Linked DNA regions of Mus musculus: region 2 is linked to region 1. The links are chromatin loops, found by intact Hi-C in ENCODE. Cell type or tissue: heart. All regions are shown on one strand. Region 1 overlaps Meis1 (Meis homeobox 1). Region 2 overlaps Meis1 (Meis homeobox 1).

Evidence for each region. Hi-C counts contacts between places; a loop is a spot of excess contacts. Peaks named below come from ENCODE experiments on the same cell type or tissue, not always from the same donor. Only the 100,000 strongest peaks of a DNase experiment are listed, where the experiment ranks them.
Region 2: a loop joins it to region 1, with 2.0 times the contacts of the local background. A loop is called at or near these places in 4 of 42 quality-filtered maps.

What each region holds. Positions count from the first base shown.
Region 1 is chr11:18,945,015-18,950,014 of GRCm38, reverse strand. All of the region lies in intron 7 of Meis1 (Meis homeobox 1), which reads left to right. Among named protein-coding and RNA genes, the nearest start is that of Gm16141, 42 kb to the left of the region's middle. In heart, no CTCF peak of the experiment used is centred here; no DNase peak of the experiment used is centred here; H3K27ac peaks cover 4,706 bases.
Region 2 is chr11:18,895,074-18,900,073 of GRCm38, reverse strand. All of the region lies in intron 9 of Meis1 (Meis homeobox 1), which reads left to right. Among named protein-coding and RNA genes, the nearest start is that of 8430419K02Rik, 20 kb to the right of the region's middle. In heart, no CTCF peak of the experiment used is centred here; no DNase peak of the experiment used is centred here; H3K27ac peaks cover 752 bases.

The sequences.
Region 1 (5,000 bases):
GCATTCACTCACTGAACCGTTTCTCCAACCCCACCCTGCATTCTTCAGCCTTAGTTTGGAATTGTGTGTGTGTGTGTGTGTGTGTGTGTGTGTGTGTGTGTGTGTGGAGGGTCAGGGTATGTGAAATGAACTAGCAAGAGTCAGTGGAGTGAAGCCTTATTTGATGGAATTTGTGTAATAGTCTGGTTCTAATAACTGCTGGCCCTAACAGCGTCACAGATGTACCCTGGCAGGTCAGGATTCCCAGAACCATAGGGATCAATCCACAAGGATAGAGCTCTTGTTCCTCCAACTGTCCAGAATCATTGGCTCTATTGTTCCAGTGAGTTCTATGGCTGGGTTGTGCTGCATGAGGCCTCTGGGCCTGCTCTTCCTGTCCTATAGTCTGGAATGCTTCCGTCTGTCCTCTGCCTTTACTTTTGCCTGCTCTTCAGAGTCTCCTGCAAGTGCCCTCTAGCCTAGGCTAGATCTTACTTCAGACACTCATGGAATTGTATTGCTGTGTGATTAAGTCCACGAGTTTGCAACTCTCCATTTATCATTGTGATTACGTTGCCTAGCTTCTGTGCCCTCCAATTGGAATGCTTAATGGAAACCAAAATTCTTTCTCATGGTGTCCATAGCTTGTGTACGATTGGAGTATGACCCATGCCCGGTTTTGCTTCGCTTCCAGGCCTGGATGAGCTGGAGCTTGTTCAGCGTGGTGTGGCTGAGATGTGTTGTTTGCCGTTTGTGCTCTGCACGGACATGGTACTCAGGCCACAGTGTCCTTTGGTTAAATGTGGCGATGGTAGTAAGAGCTGTCGGGAATGACGGCTTTATCAGCAGTGAGATCACTTTCGAATGGGAAAATGAAGGCAGCACATCAGAGCAGGAGGCGTTTTCTTCAAGTGCTGAATCATTGTCTTCTCTTAACTTTCTGTAGCTGTCATGAGACTGCTAACGGGTAGACTAACACTGAAGTCTGTCCACAGTGGTTAACCACTAACACATTCTTGTCACCATTCAGCACACTTAAATTCACCTAGCAAGCCAACATCTCATGACCAATTTCAGGAGAGCCAAACTTCAGCAACATTCAGAGCTGTTTCTGAGTACCAGGAATATGTGTATTTAGAAGAGATTTAATCTTTGTTTCTGGCTGCTTTGCTTTGCGTCTCACCATGTAACCCTAGCTGAGCTTGAGCGCGTTGCTTTCCTGCCTCCATTTTCAGGTGCTGTAATTACAGCACGTGCCAGTAGGCTGGCTGGAGATCGGACCCTTGTTCCTGTCTCCTCCCATTCTTCTTGGTGTGTCTGTACCATACACCAGTTGTGAAGACCATGCTGGACTTTGGCTCTGGGATAGCAAATGTCTACAACTAACTCCTTATCTTGGTTTTAATGAGAATCAGCTCAAACTTTTCAAGAAAGCTGTGGGTGGTAGAACCCTCTTTGTTTCACTGTTTCTCCTTGGCCAATGGAGAATTTCTTTAAACTAAGAACAAAAATACATTAAATAACTGAGTTAAAGCCGGGAAGACCAGAAACTAACAGAATCCTAATTAAAATTAGGCATACAATTAATCATTGGTTTTGATCATTAACTGTTTGTAATATTAGCTTCTGATTAGAAGATAACCAAAGCACGTTGTTTCTATTTAAAACATTAGCTGGCATGGTGGTACAGAATTTTAATTCTAGCACTCAGAAGGCAGAAGCAGGAGGATCTCTGTAAGTTCGAGGCCAGAATGGTCTAAATAGCAAGTTCCAGGACAGCCAAGACAACATCTGTAAACAGAACAACAACAATAACAAAAATACTAAGACTCAGGGCTTTGGGATGTGTTTTTATATTTCTGCTGAAAATTCTTCCCTAGGTCACCTGAGAGCAGACATGCCTTTTGTCTCTGCCACAGTGCCAAGAACTGAGTCCTCAGAGACCTGCTGAGGACTGCTGAGACCGTGCTGAGGCAGGTCCTCAGATAGCCCACTGCTGAGATAGTGTGGAGGCAGGTGTATAGAACGCTGGGGGAAACAATGCTGTCATTTCTTGGAAAAGCTAAGAAAATCCAGAGTCCCAAGGAGTTTAGATTTATAACAGATGTTTAAAATGTGAGTCTGGAGTCTAAGCCCAGGACCAAGCTGTCTCCTAAAGACAACTGAACTCTTTGCTACTGAAAAACTAGGAAATGAATAAAGTAGAGACTACACATATTCCATTAGGAAAATAAAAGGCAAGAGGAAACAAATAGCCTTTGCTTTATCTTTTAATGCTGAACTCAGGCAAACTATACCAGCCGCAAAATTCTTTAGTTAGGTAAGACAATATAAGGGACAATTGCAGGAAGCCCTGGCCTGCTTCTGAAGGGCACAGAAAGCATTCCTGAGCATCTGATACTGTGACTGCTCGGCTGTTTGCCCATGAGTAGCTCCTGATTCTGAGAACACTTTCTAATTCTGGAGAATGCATATCTTTTATGCTTTCTGCGTTATCAGATTTCACAAGTGAGGATTTTTTCCAAGCATTTTACTCATATACCTCTTGAAAAGAAAAGTAACAGGTGGAATTGAAGTTAGGCTTTCTCTGAAGTGGAAAAAAATATATTTACCATTCACAAAAACACATTATTCTCTTTGATTTTGATGGCACAGACATAGGTATGACTTGGGCCCTGCTGTATTGAACTCAAGAGAACATCTCTAGAAGTTGATTGTCTTAGAAGAGTATGAAGTATTGTCAGGTAGAAAATAGATGTGAGAATGAGAGAGAGAGAGAGAGAGAGAGAGAGAGAGAGAGAGAGAGAGAGAGAGAGAAAGAGAGAGAGAGAAACTACGAGAAACTACTCAGGTTTGAGTTGTTGCATGGGAGTGACAATGGGTGAATAAGTCAGCCAGAGTCCAGAAAACGCTTCATATATGAGACAGCAGTTGAGCACTGTCTTAAAGGTCACCAAGAGACTTGCCACATTACTGAGGAAAGGAAAAGAAGCCCATTGTGGGGAAAGAACTAGCCCAAGAAGCCTCAAAGAACTGAGAGTTACCAAGTGCAGAGAGCTTCCACAGGCTCAGTACCAGGTATGTGGAAGGTACCCTAACACATTGAGTCTTGGCAAAATCTTTGCTGAAAACCCACTTGGGAAAGTCTGTCACAGTCCCCAGTGCCAGGCTAAAAGTTACGACCTCCATTCTAAGGTCAAAGGGCCACTGTGGAAGTCCTGGAAGTGCCAGGGTGCCATGATCAGCTACGTACTTGAGGAAAATAATTCTGGCTGCTCCTGTGTACTGGAGATGGAGACTGTACAACTCCTGGGGATCTCTGAAGTATTTAGCAAATTCTTGAGAAAGGGGTGTCTGTAAACCTTGCTAGTTATCCTCTTAACATAACACAGGAGCATTATTCTACTTGACTTTTGGGAAATGACTTTTGGGATCTAGAGGGGTGGGATTGGGCTGTGTCCTTCACATTTTCTAACACTCCTAGGCATTGGGCATGCTGAGACCCCTGCAAAGAAACCCAACTTTCCACATGTCGAAAATAGGATGACCCTGAACTATGGAGTCTCCACACAAAACTGTAAATGAAAATGGTCTCGAATCTATGATTGTCGGATAACTTCCAGCATAACAAGGGTGTCCCAACCTTATGCTTGCATTTGCCCCGGCAGTCGAAAAGTTCAGTTCACTTCCTTAATTAATTTTGCCTCTATGACCCAGAGGCCCTGGGACATAACATCCACTTTATTTTTACCTGGTAGCCCACTGACAGGCAGAGTTCCCATCAGTTGTGATGTAAATCTTGGGCTTTTTAAAAGGGTTTTGTTTTTTGCCTCCCTACTGATGTATTTTGAGGAATAGCAGCTCTGGGAGAAAGGAAGGAGATAGTTTAAGGGGAGGAGGGGCAGAGCTTGGACCTGCCTATAGAGGATTCCCCACTGACCTGGTCAGTCTGACCTACTGAATGGTATGAATACAATAAATGCTGTTTTATCCTGCCTTGAAAGGCAGGAGATAGCACAGTCTAAATGCCCAGGCATGCTTAAATAGGCGACATGGGATGTTTGAGTTGAGTGTGTTTGAAATCTGAGCTCTCTGGCAGCCTGGGAGTTGCCACAGGTCACCTGCCTTGTTCCACAGGGACAGGCCCAGGTTTCACTAGAGACTGTCCAGAGCGGAATTGTAATACAAATTCCTTTCTTTGTTGGTTGGTCTCATTCAATAGACCACGGCCTATAAAATTTTGTAAAAACAATTCTTAAATATTATTTGAAAGGGCAAATGGCCTACGCTGAAAGGTTTGACAGTTTGACATATAGTGCATGGTTTTGATAGGTTGGAAACTGGAAAGTGTGGCCAAGAGTCTCCCCCTGCTTGTTAGAAGCTTGGTGTTGGTAGATTAGTATCTTTTTGTGGTGCGGAGTGCCTTTGCTTCTTGCAGTCTGGCAATGCGTCTGCTTCAGTGATCTTAAATCCTTTTAGACTAATTTGTGAGAGAGCAGAAAAAATCGCTGGCACCTTAGAATCCAGTGTCCGGAAGCACAGAGCCAGGTACCGCCAATTAATCATAGCAAGGCAGACTCCTCTAGAGATCTCTGATAGCATCAGAGTCTGTTCCCAGAGAGTCACGTAGGTGAGGAAAAGAAAGGAATGTGAGTGGCCTGGTCTCTCATCAGAACCTGGGAAGTTGCAAGGAGTAGATTTCTGCATTAGAATATTACATACATGCAGCAGTGTGCACGCAGGTAGCCATTGCTGGCTCTGCATAGCCAAAGGCCATTTGCAGGAGCCTCTGGCCCCTCAGTCACTGGCCTACTAGTTAATTGCCACACGGACTTCATGACACATGGGCAGATAATATGACATTTTCGGTTTCTGTCACTAGCAAACGCCACAACGTTGCTTGCACAGTTGCTAAGAAGCTGTCAGAAACCATTAGCAGTTGGCTAAAGTCGCCCTGTGGCATTTCCACATAGCATCAGCAAAACGAGCATAAATCACCCACTGGAGCCCACTGCTACCCT
Region 2 (5,000 bases), 50 kb after region 1:
AATAGGTTTGAGGGTGAAGATCTGTGAATTTAGAAACTTCCAGGTACTGCCATGTTGGAGAGTTTTAGGAGTTCAACGGAGAGGAGACACTACTTTTCTCTGCAGATTTGAGAAACTAACAAAGCAAATAAACATAAAACCAAAACACCACAAAACTCTCTGTAAACAATTCTCTTAGAGAAGACTTTTGCTCTGACAATATGGTAGAGTTTGCTGAAGTTTTGAATCATTGGCTTTGTCAGAATTCCTCCCATAAAATTATATCCTTAATACTGTTGAGCATGGGCACTTTAAAAAGGGCTAGCTAGGCATTGTTTCCCTGTGGTAGATGAAAGCTTAGACTCCTCCCATCAGGGAAGTCCAAACACCACTTCTTGAAACTGCTGCTTCTCTTCCTAGGCAGCATCAGAATTTTTAGGCTAAGACTATGTAACCCTACCTGAAGCTCAGACTTCCAGCTGAGGTAGCATTTTGACACCTATAGGGTGATCAAGTTAGACTCGGAGTTGGGGGACCCATTCTCTGCGAAGCTGGTATATCTGGATGTGTACAGTTGCTTTAACCTAGGGAAGGTATGGCTTGGGGTCGACTTTGAACACCATGCACAGGCTGTACTTGTGGCCAGACCTCATTACGGCAGGTTTGCCATTTTTTGTTCTGTGTCAACATGAGCCTCTAGCAAGAGAAATAGGTGCCCAGAGCAAGGGCCACACTGACTTCAGTGTATCTGAGTAGAGCATCAAAAACTCGTCATGGAGGATGGCTAAGGTAGAAGAGCTTGTCTCTGGAAACAGTGAAAGAGCCGTGTGAGAATATAACAGATAGTGCAAGTCATAGAGAAAGAAGAGGATATCCAAGAAGTGATAGTGAATCAAATGTTTAATCGTGTTTCTCATTGCTGACCAAGGAGATGTGTGCCCTTACTTAGGTCATTTTCCCACAGATATCAGCTTCCTGTACTTTAAAATAGACATGTAGGACTGGTTAGTCAGAACTCTAGCCCCCGGCAGCTCTGTGTTGTAGGCTGTGTAAAGTGCATCAGGAAGCAAGGTGAGGCTGATCTAATCACAGCCTCACGGTAGGACTCAAAGGGAAAGCACTGGGAAAGAGACACTCGAGAAAATTCATTAAAAAGTCACTACTTCCTCTCATCTTAAAGAAGCAAGTCAAACACTGTAAAAATAAAAACTAGATGAAATTAAACATTATTGCAAGACATGAAAAACATGTGTGCTGTCATTCTGAGGATCTGTAATAAAGATAAATCAGTTGTTTTTAGCAGTGTGCTATGTGTCTGTGAAGGGCACGACAGATAATAGGTTTGGAATTTCTGAAGTTATTGTACAGCAAAATTTGTTTTTTTCCTCAGGCATTCAATCTTTTTTCTCTAGCAATTTTGTACATGACAAACTTTTTAGTGGTCGCATTAATAATCTATAAGTAATGGGTTGTCAGGTGTCAGTTAGAGATTAAAAGATTGTTTAAGCATTACCCATTTGGTTCTTCGAATGAGTTTTGTAGGTCAGGAGAAATAACTTTCTGAATTGTGGTTGTGTGTGTACACTGCCCCTCCCCCTTTCATTTGGCTCCACGCCAGGTATATGTGAAAGAATCATATTACATTACATAAATCCTGCATGTAGCAGCAGATTTGAAACTCATATTGTGTGAGCCAAGGGGACGAATCTCTAGGCTGTCGTCTGTAAATGTATTCGAATTTGTCAATGTTATTCCTGATCTTCTCAAAGGAACTTTGCAAGGGGAAAGAGACTCAGCTCAGAGGGGCTGTGAAGCTTTGCAAGGCAAGTCAGGCTTAGGTCTCTTCTTGTCAAATCTGCCTTGAGTGTGTTTACATATCGTTTGCCTTCCTGGTATTTTCTGCTTGCACCGACCTGATCTCCACCTATTTTGTGTCAACAATTGCTGAGCCTGGTGTTGGGTGATTAAGCACTAAGCATCCAGCCCTGAGCTGGCTGAGACCCTCTTTCCCTCACTTACATCACTGTCTTGCTTCAGGGCTGTGCCTACAGAAAACAAATGGCATATTTGAGTGGCTAAAACATCTGACTAAAATATTGAAAGTGGGGGCAAATGTTGCCTCTTTGTTATATAATACTTTTTTTTTCAAGAGTGGAGGGGGAGCAAGGGCCCCAGAGGAAGTCGAATGCTTAAGGGTGAATACCCAGGACCTGGTCTGTGCTGTTCCTGTGTGTGGATGCCATGGCTCTTTGTGGAGGAGCTTAGGGTTCTACCAGCTACATTAAAAAATACATTCTAAGGACAGAAAACACAACATTCAAAAATAAAAACATATGGAATGCATGTCTGTAATTTTGACAAATACAGGGTTCACCATCCAATGGCACCATGGTCATTAAAAATGGTTCTCTCCATTTATTTGCATTCTTGCAAAGTTTTTAGGTTGGCATACTGGTTTGGGGAAGTAATTAACTCTGTCATGCTAGTAACACCTCAACACTAACAAATAAACAGCAAAAATACTTAATATGTATGATATCCTTAAAGGCACTAATTGTTCTTTACCCTCTTAAATAACTGGTGCCTTGCAAGATTAGCCCCTATCTTCAAAGAAGGGAAAAACTATTTCCTTCCTCAAATGCATTAATTCTTCCAGACTCGTAGTGATTATCCATCTTGGGCCCTAACCGTAACTTTAAAAAAAAAAAAAAAAAAAAAAAAAGAATTTCCTGTCATTGGAGAGATCTGGCTTAATGCTGATAAAGACATTTAAAAAAAATCAAAAAGAATAATACATTGCCTATGGATGAAATAAAACTATCCTGATTACATAACATATATTGAAGTTTTTAGTACTTTTACTCTAGGGTACTGAATTTTTTTTTAAAAGCCGTATTTTTGCGGACTGCTGTCTGACAGGGGGTTTTGCTGGTCTATATTACAAAAACATCTGCTCTGGTTGACTTTGTTTGATCCCTCATTTGGGTCAGAGTTCATATATACTTGGAAATGGTTGAGCTTATAAGATGTTGAGAAAGCTAATGGAAAGAGCTGTATTGTACAGAAACCATGAGATCTCCGCCACCTTGACTCGTCACCTGGCAGGATTGTTCACAGAAAGGGGAGCAAACTTGGTTGTGACTAGAATTGCCATCCTCACAGGTTGGAGGATTAAGGACCAAAAGAGACATTTGAGAATCATTCTGAGTGAATATAGTGTTGTTGCTGTCTTTAAAGCATATTGAGAATTAAACTTGTTTTCAGTCATGCTGTTTCTTTGGAAAGTACACACATGACTTTTGAAGTATTACACAAGGGATGAGGGACTAGAATTCTAGAAAGCCAACGGTACAGGGTTCAGCTTCTGGGTGGCAATTTCTGCATCGTTTGACAAATGGGGCTCTGTGTGTGATGTTGTGTTGCTAGCTGTCAGTTAAGAGGCAGAGACAAGAAGGTTCCTCTTCCAGCTCTTCTTCAGGCCTTCTGTTAAATGCTTGTTCTTAGTACTTTACTAGCTATGATGTGCAGATCATGCCACTCACCCATTTAACCTGCACGACCCAGTGCTACATCCATGGAGCTCCGCAACAGTTCCCACTATCAGTTTTAAAATATTTTGCCACTTTAAGAGAAACCAGGTGCCATTTAGTTACTACCTCTCCTCCCATTTCCTGTTCTCTGCTTAGCATCTCCAGGAAGCCACTACTCTACTTTCTGTCTCTGCCTTTGCCTGTTCTGGGCATTTCACACAAGCATGCACATACATAGTGCTCATACAATATGTGGTGATATGTAACTAGATTCTTCTACGTAATGTTTTTTTTTGGGGGGGGGTCATTGACATTATAGCACATATTGTCATGCCTCATTCCTTGTCCTGGCTGAGCAGTGAGCCACTGTGTGAATAGAAGCACATTCAGTATTCCTGGATCAGTTAGTTGGTAAAGATTTGGATTGCTTCCAGTTTATGCTGCTAGGACTTTTTGTACTCTTATAACTTTTGAGACTTATAATGGTGTTAAAACAAGAAACTCCTATACTAGGCCTTACAACTTTCGAAGTGTGTTTCTTCACATTTAGCCACTAGATCACTAGGACAGTACACCCAAATGCTGCTCTCATCTCAGAACCAGTCAGCGGCGTGTTCCTGCTCCACTCCCAGGTTCTTCTCACGAGGCCCGGGTTTGAGACCTCCCTGCCGGTAGCCCAGTGTTTTGAATGAGATAATAGATGGAAAAAAGGTTTTTAAGAATAGCAGGTGAGGATATAACTAGGTTGGTAGAGTGTTTACCTGGCATGCAGGAAGTCCTGGGTTCAGTCTCTAGTACCATATAATACCAAACCTGGGAGGAAACACAAGCCGTCCGAGCAACACCTGAAGGTGGAAGCAGAAGGTACCAGGTCAGCCTCAGCTATATGAACAATTTGAAGACTGTCAGCCTAAGATTCATGGAACTCTTCAGAAGAAGGAAATAGGGGCAAGGAGAAAAAGAGGAGGAAGGGAAAGGAGGAAGGGATGGAGGGAAGGAAGGAAGATGTTAAAGCTGTGTTTAATTCTAGCACTCACTACGTAGAGGCAAGCAGATAGATCTTTGTGGGGTCAAGCCTCATCTGCATACATCTGGGCCAGTTAAGGCAGCATAGTGGGACCCTGCCTCAAAAATAAGCAAACAAACACAAAAGACAGAAGTAAAGCAAAGCACTACTGGCATCCAGCAACCCTACAGTAAACACGCATCCCCAAAGGCTCACTGACAGTGTTTGGCCAGCCAATTTGTCACGTTCTAAGAGGAGGCCACTTTGTCTCCTTCATTTGGATCATCTATCTCACGGTGGGGGTGCCTTTTGGTGTTTATGGAGCCATGTGCATCTCTAGGGCTTACACAGTGTATATTGTGACATTACATTGAGTTTGGGTCTTGTTTTATGGGTTGAAACAGAGGCTTCACTAACTATTTGAAAGTTCAACAGAAACCCCCATTCACAGGTTCTGTAGTGTGTGTGTGTGTGTGTGTGTGTGT